Regions from separate parts of the Homo sapiens genome. Here region 1 is linked to region 2. A link is an interaction called in ENCODE POLR2A ChIA-PET data of the cell type or tissue named here. Cell type or tissue: K562. All regions are shown on one strand. Links, peaks and the distances in the headings refer to the core of each region. The heading gives the core; the rest is flanking DNA. Region 1 overlaps PLEKHM2 (pleckstrin homology and RUN domain containing M2). Region 2 overlaps CTRC (chymotrypsin C).

Region 1 (2,910 bases), core at 104-2,603, 250 kb before region 2:
GAGTGTTAGCCATAATGGCAGAATGACCACAGACAGTCAGCCCCGTCTGAACAGCCTGTTGCTGCCAGATGGTGACCTGTTTCTGTTAAACCCCAGTGAGTTTCTGCCTGGCCTCAAATCATCACACAGGGCCTTTCAATCTGGATAGGCCTAAGCCATGGCCAAACCATGGAGAGAGCGAGCCCAGGTTGTTCTGTGATGGGATGGAAAGGACCACACAGTGTCACAAGGTTTCCAACAGAAACCTGACGTCAGAGAAGCATTTCGTAAAAGGAGAACCATATCTTAAAAGTGAACGGGCATGGGTCCGGGTGAGATGGCTCATGCCTGTAATCCCAGCACTTTGGGAGGCCAAGGCGGGCGGATCACTTGAGACCAGGAGTTCAAGACCAGCCTGACCAACATGGTGAAACCCCATCCCTACTAAAAATACACAAATTAGCCAGGTGTGGTGGTGGGCACCTGTAATCCTAGCTACTCAGGAGGCTGAGGCAGGAGAATCTCTTGAACCCAGGAGGTGGAGGTTGCAGTGAGCCGAGATTGCGCCACTGCCCTACAGCCTGGGCAACGGAGAGAGACTTTGTCTCAAAAAAAAAAAAAAAAGTGTGGCTAGGCACGGTGGCTCGCGCCTATAATCCCAGCACTTTGGGAGGCCAAGGCAGGTGGATCACTTGAGGTCAGGAGTTCAAGACCAGCCTGACCAACATGGTGAAACCCCATCTCTACTAAAAATACAAAATTATCTGGGCATGGTGGTGCATGCCTATAATCCCAGCTACTTGGGAGGCTGAGGCAGGAGAATCACTTGAACCAGGGAGAAGGAGGTTGCAGTGAGCCGAGATCGTGCCACCGTGCTCCAGCCTGAGTAACAAGAGCAAAACTCCATTAAAAAAAGAAAAAGTGAATGGGGCATGGACACAGTGGCTTGCACCTGTAACCCCACACTTTGGGAGGCTGGAGTGAGAGGAAGGCTTGAGGCCAGGAGTTCAAGACCAGCCTTAGCAACACAGGGAGACTCAGTCTCTACAAAAAAACCAAAAAACGAAAAAAGTGAATGGGCAGGGCTCAGAAAAAGCAGTTATCACTTCTCCACTAGTATCTCCTCCTGAGCCTGGGTGGAGTTACTCATGGGGTCAGGATCCCTCTGTGCACGACATGGTTTCCGGGTTAGGGACCTTCAGGTCCCTCCCCGCCCTCACCAGACAGCCTTTACTCTGGGAGAGAGGAAAGAAGGGAAATAGCTACTGAGAATTTAGGAAAAGGAGGAAGAGGAGCAGGCAGAAGGCACACTGACCCTTAACACTTCAGTTTGTAACGTGTGTGTAGATACTATTTTATGTAAATCTTTGTCCTGGTGACTCAGGTCCTTAGGGATTTTGAGAACATTTAAAACTCTTATGAGTTTTTCTGTAAAGCCACAGAGAACAAAACTATTGATCTAAACCAAATAGTCAATACAATTTTTACATCTACCTACCTACCAGTCCCTCTCCAGGAATGAGCTACCCCAGCTAATTTTTTTTTTCCCCCGCCGAGACAGGGTCTCACTCTGTCACCCAGGCTGGAGTGTAATGGCATGATCCTGGCTCACTGCAGCCTCGAACTTCTGGGCTCAAGTGACCCTCCTGCCTCAGCCTCCTGAGTAGCTGGGACTATAGGCATGTGCCACCATGTCCACCTAATTTTTTATTTTTATTTTTGAAGACACAGGGTCTCATTATGTTGCACAGGCTGGTCTTGAATTCCTGGACTCAAGTGATCCTCCCACCTCAGCCCCGCAAAGTGCTGGGATTATAGTTGTGAGCCACTATGCCCACTGCCTCGCCTCCCCGCCCCCAGCTAATTTTTTTGTACTTGCAGATCTAACCTATCTCAGGAGTAGAAAAATGAGAAAAAGTTCACCATGCAAGGCAGCCTTTTCAACTGCACAGACAGGCTGGGCTGAACAACAGCTGTGGCTCATTCACCAGCGCCAGTAAATCCCGATCCCGACTAGGGACTGGGAGACTCCTGCTCAAGGCAGTGTGCCTGGCCAGAAATAGAACTTCACTCAGAGCCGACGCCGGTGAGGCACTGTCTGCCCAAACCGAAGTGGGTGGGAGACTGAGGCGAGAGAAGGTTGTCAGGACCCAGGAACTGAGAGATGGTTACCCTATTACAATTCATTTATCCCTTTTAAAGGGTAGGAGAACAGGGGCAATTACTTTTCATTTTATGTACTTCTGAGCTATTTGTGTGTTTTTAAAAACAACTATTTTCTTAGAATAATTTTACGGCCAAGTGCAGTGGCTCATGCCTGTAATCTTAGCACTTATGCAGGCCGAGGTGGGAGGATCACCTGAGCTCAGGAGTTCGAGACCAACCTGGGCAACATAGTGAGACCTTGTCTCCACACTAAAAAATTAAAAATTAGCTGGACGTGGTGGCATATGTCTGTAGTTCCAGCTACTCAGGTGGCTGAGGCGGGAGAATCGCTTGATCCCAGGAGTTGAAGGCTACAGTGAGCCATGATGGTGCCACTGTACTCCAGCCTGGGCCACAGAGTGAAACCCTGTCTCAAACAAACACACACACAAAAAGAATCATTTTTCATTCTCTTATCCTACTCAGTGTCCCTTGCAGGATGCAATGTCATTGCCTTAGGGAATCTTCCCTGATCGTCTCCAAAGCAAACCTCCCTGCCAATTCTTTATCACATTGCTTTAATGCCTTCATAATGCTTACCATGATCTGAAATCATCTCTGTATTTGTCTACGAATTTATCACCTTCTTTTTCTTCTAGAATGTCAGCTCCATGAGGGCAGATACTCATCTGCCTGTTCATATGAACCTTCCTAGGGCCTATGATGGTGAGGTTCTAGGGAAGGTGCTCACTAAATAGTTTTGAATAACTGAATACAGGGACACAT
Region 2 (2,910 bases), core at 96-2,595:
AATGGATGAATGAGTAAATAAATGCATGAATGAATGAATACATGAATGAGTGAATGAATAAGTGAATAAATGAATGAATGAATGCATGAGTGAATGAATAAATGAATAAATACATGAATGAGTGACTGAATAAGTGAATAAATGAATGAATGCATGAATGAGTGAATAAATGCATGAATGAGTGAATAAATGAATGAATGAATAAACGCATGAATGAGTGAATGAGTGAGGGGATGGGTGAGTGAGGGGGAGGGGCTGACAGGTGCAGGGACAGCTGTGGAGGCAGCACCCACCTCGTTGATCCAGTCGATGTAGGCGGACACCCGGGTGTAGACTACCGGCTTCTTGCGGGTGTTGCAGCCCCGCCGGGAGCCAAAGCTGACGATGCCAAACACCTCCCAGGAACCGTTCTCCAACTGGCAGTTCAGTGGGCCACCGGAGTCCCCCTGCACCAGACCGGGAGGGCATAAGCCACCAGGCCCCCCCCCAGAGGAAGTCTTGGGAAGCAGGACTGGGTTGGGGTGGGGGATGTGGGTTGGCTTCTCAGCCTTAGTTAGTGGACAGATTTGGCCTCAGCCTGCCCATGGTGAGGGAGGCAGAGGAAATGTGGTTTGCGGCTGCCTTGGCCTTATTCTGGGAGGCCCTGGGGTGTCAGACTAGCTCTTGGTTTGCTGTGTGATCTTGGGATGATGTTAATCCTCTCCGTGCCTCAGTTTCCCTAGCTGTTCAGGTCTCCTTATCTAAGACTCTGTGAGCTACTCAGAGCAGTGAGGATGCAGGCAGCTGTGCTAGAGGCCTGGGAAGGTGAGGAAGGAGGGTGAGAATGGGGAGAGGGTTGTGTGTTTGAAAACAGGACATTCCCTGATTGTCTTAGATGTTTTATGGTTCTGGTCTCCCTGGACTGGTGGAGCAAATGCATGGAGGAACATGTGTAGAGACTTCAGTGAAGCCTCTTCTCTGTCCTTTAAACTCATTTAGTCCTAACCCTGTGAAGTGGTTACTGTAACTCCATTTTACAGATGGAAAAACTGAGGTCAGAGGTTCAACGGCCCTCCCAAGTTTACGTAGCTCATAAATGGTGGGACTGGGGCTTGAACTCAGATACTCGTGCTCAATGCTCATGCTCTCACCACAGTGATGGGGGGTGATGGGCTTACCCTGAGCCTGCTGGGCCCAGCCAGGGCTCGCTCAGTCTCCTCCCAGGAGAAGGGTTTGGTCCATCGCACCCCCCTTTGCCCACATCCACTTGGCCACTTGGAGTAGGGACAAGGTGCAGAACCTAGCCACTCACATTGCAGGCTGAGATGACGCCATCGCCCCCAGCGCACACCATGGTTTTCTTCACCCTGAAGCCCCACCAGTCAATCCTGGAGCACGTGGCGTGATCCACCACGGGCTGCAGGCCCTGCTGCAGCTTATCAGCAATGGGGCCGTTGGCTGGGGAGAGAGTGAGCAGTGACCAGGGAGGCAGCCGGGAAGCCCAGTCCAGCCCCTCCCCAGGCCTTCAGGGAGCAGATGCCTGGGACAGGACCCAGGGGAGCGCCGGCTGAGACAGTGTGCGGACCACACACCTGCCCTTCATCAAGAGGCAAGCCAAGGTCCCAGAGGGTCAGGAGCAGGCTGCCGGCAGAAGGAAGCTACAGTGTTGAGTTGAGTTGTCTTTAAGTTGGATTCTGGGGATTTAATTGTCAATAATTTCCTGTGGGTCTCTGTCTTTGCTGTCACCCATTAAAAAGCCTTTCTCACCCCCAAGATTTTCTATTTCTCTTTCTTTTTTTTTTTGATACATACAAGGTCTCACTCTGTTGCTCAGGCTGGACAGCAGTGGCAAGATCATAGCTCACTGCAGCCTCAAACCCCTGGGCTCAAATGATCCTCTCACCTCAGCCTCCTGAGTAGTTTGGGACTACAGGTACACACCACCATACACTGCTATTTAAAAATTTTTTTTTTGTAGAGGCAGGGTCTCACTATGTTGCCCAGGCTGGTCTTGAACTCCTGGCCTCAAGTGATCTTTCCTCCTCAGCTTCCTAAAATGTCGGGATTACAGGTGTGAGCCGCCACAGCTGACTTCTCCCCCAGGATTTTCTAAATAGTGATCTGCATTTTCTAAGTCTCCCATAGTTTCATGATTTGCATTTAACTTTTAATTCAGCTGGGACCTATTTGGGCATACGGTATACCACAGATGTCATCCCCTACCCCTAATGGTTTATTTTAGTTTATTTATGTGACACTTACTATGTGCCAAGTGCTGTTCTGAGCACTTGACAAATTCTAATTCGTCTAAACTTTACCACATCTCTCAGAGACCCTTGCTAGAGTGTCTGTCACATGGTATGTGCTTAGTAAATATTAGCTGTTATTGTTACAAAGTTTACAAAGACATGAAAATGTGAAGGCAAAAAGGCAAAGTGGTGGACAAATGTGGGTGACGTCCTGCTTCCTTCAGGAAGGCTCTCAGGATTTGCCAGGGACGATACTCACTCCAGAGGCGGCCCCAGCCGGTGACATAGCAGGGGTAGTCCTTGGGGAGCAGGGAGTCCTTCTCTGGCAGGCAGGCCACCTGGATGGTGTCACTCAGCTCCACATGCTCTGCAAGCTTGATGAGGGCAATATCATTGCTGGAATCCAAAGTGGAGAGGGTGAGTGGGCAGGAGGGCCCTGGCCCCACAAGCTCAGGCTAAGGGGCTCGGGCTGTGAGTTGGGAGTCAGGCCCAGGGTGCTCAGGGGTCCTTCACAAACATCCTGACTGCCAGCTTCTTCTTGGCCTTTGGGAATATCAGGACAAACGATTCACCATCTAACATGATCACCCGCACTGTTGACATAGCTTCTTCTCACATGTCATCACCTCGGGAAAGGGTTAACAGAGGGAGGTGAGAGTGGAAGTGTCCGAAACCACTGCTG

Evidence for each region. Peaks named below come from ENCODE experiments on the same cell type or tissue, not always from the same donor. Only the 100,000 strongest peaks of a DNase experiment are listed, where the experiment ranks them.
Region 1: POLR2A ChIA-PET joins it to region 2 with 5 read pairs; 2 of 35 experiments call an interaction of 5 or more read pairs at or near these places.

What each region holds. Positions count from the first base shown.
Region 1 is chr1:15,690,736-15,693,645 of GRCh38, reverse strand. The region is part of intron 1 of PLEKHM2 (pleckstrin homology and RUN domain containing M2); the gene reads right to left. Among named protein-coding and RNA genes, the nearest start is that of PLEKHM2, 7.9 kb to the right of the region's middle. In K562, for the core only: no CTCF peak of the experiment used is centred there; a DNase peak (open chromatin) is centred at 1,135.
Region 2 is chr1:15,443,133-15,446,042 of GRCh38, reverse strand. It overlaps CTRC (chymotrypsin C), which reads right to left. Exons shown (of 8, transcript NM_007272.3): 5 at 2,488-2,624; 6 at 1,292-1,437; 7 at 294-446. Among named protein-coding and RNA genes, the nearest start is that of CTRC, 6.1 kb to the right of the region's middle. In K562, for the core only: no CTCF peak of the experiment used is centred there; a DNase peak (open chromatin) is centred at 1,402.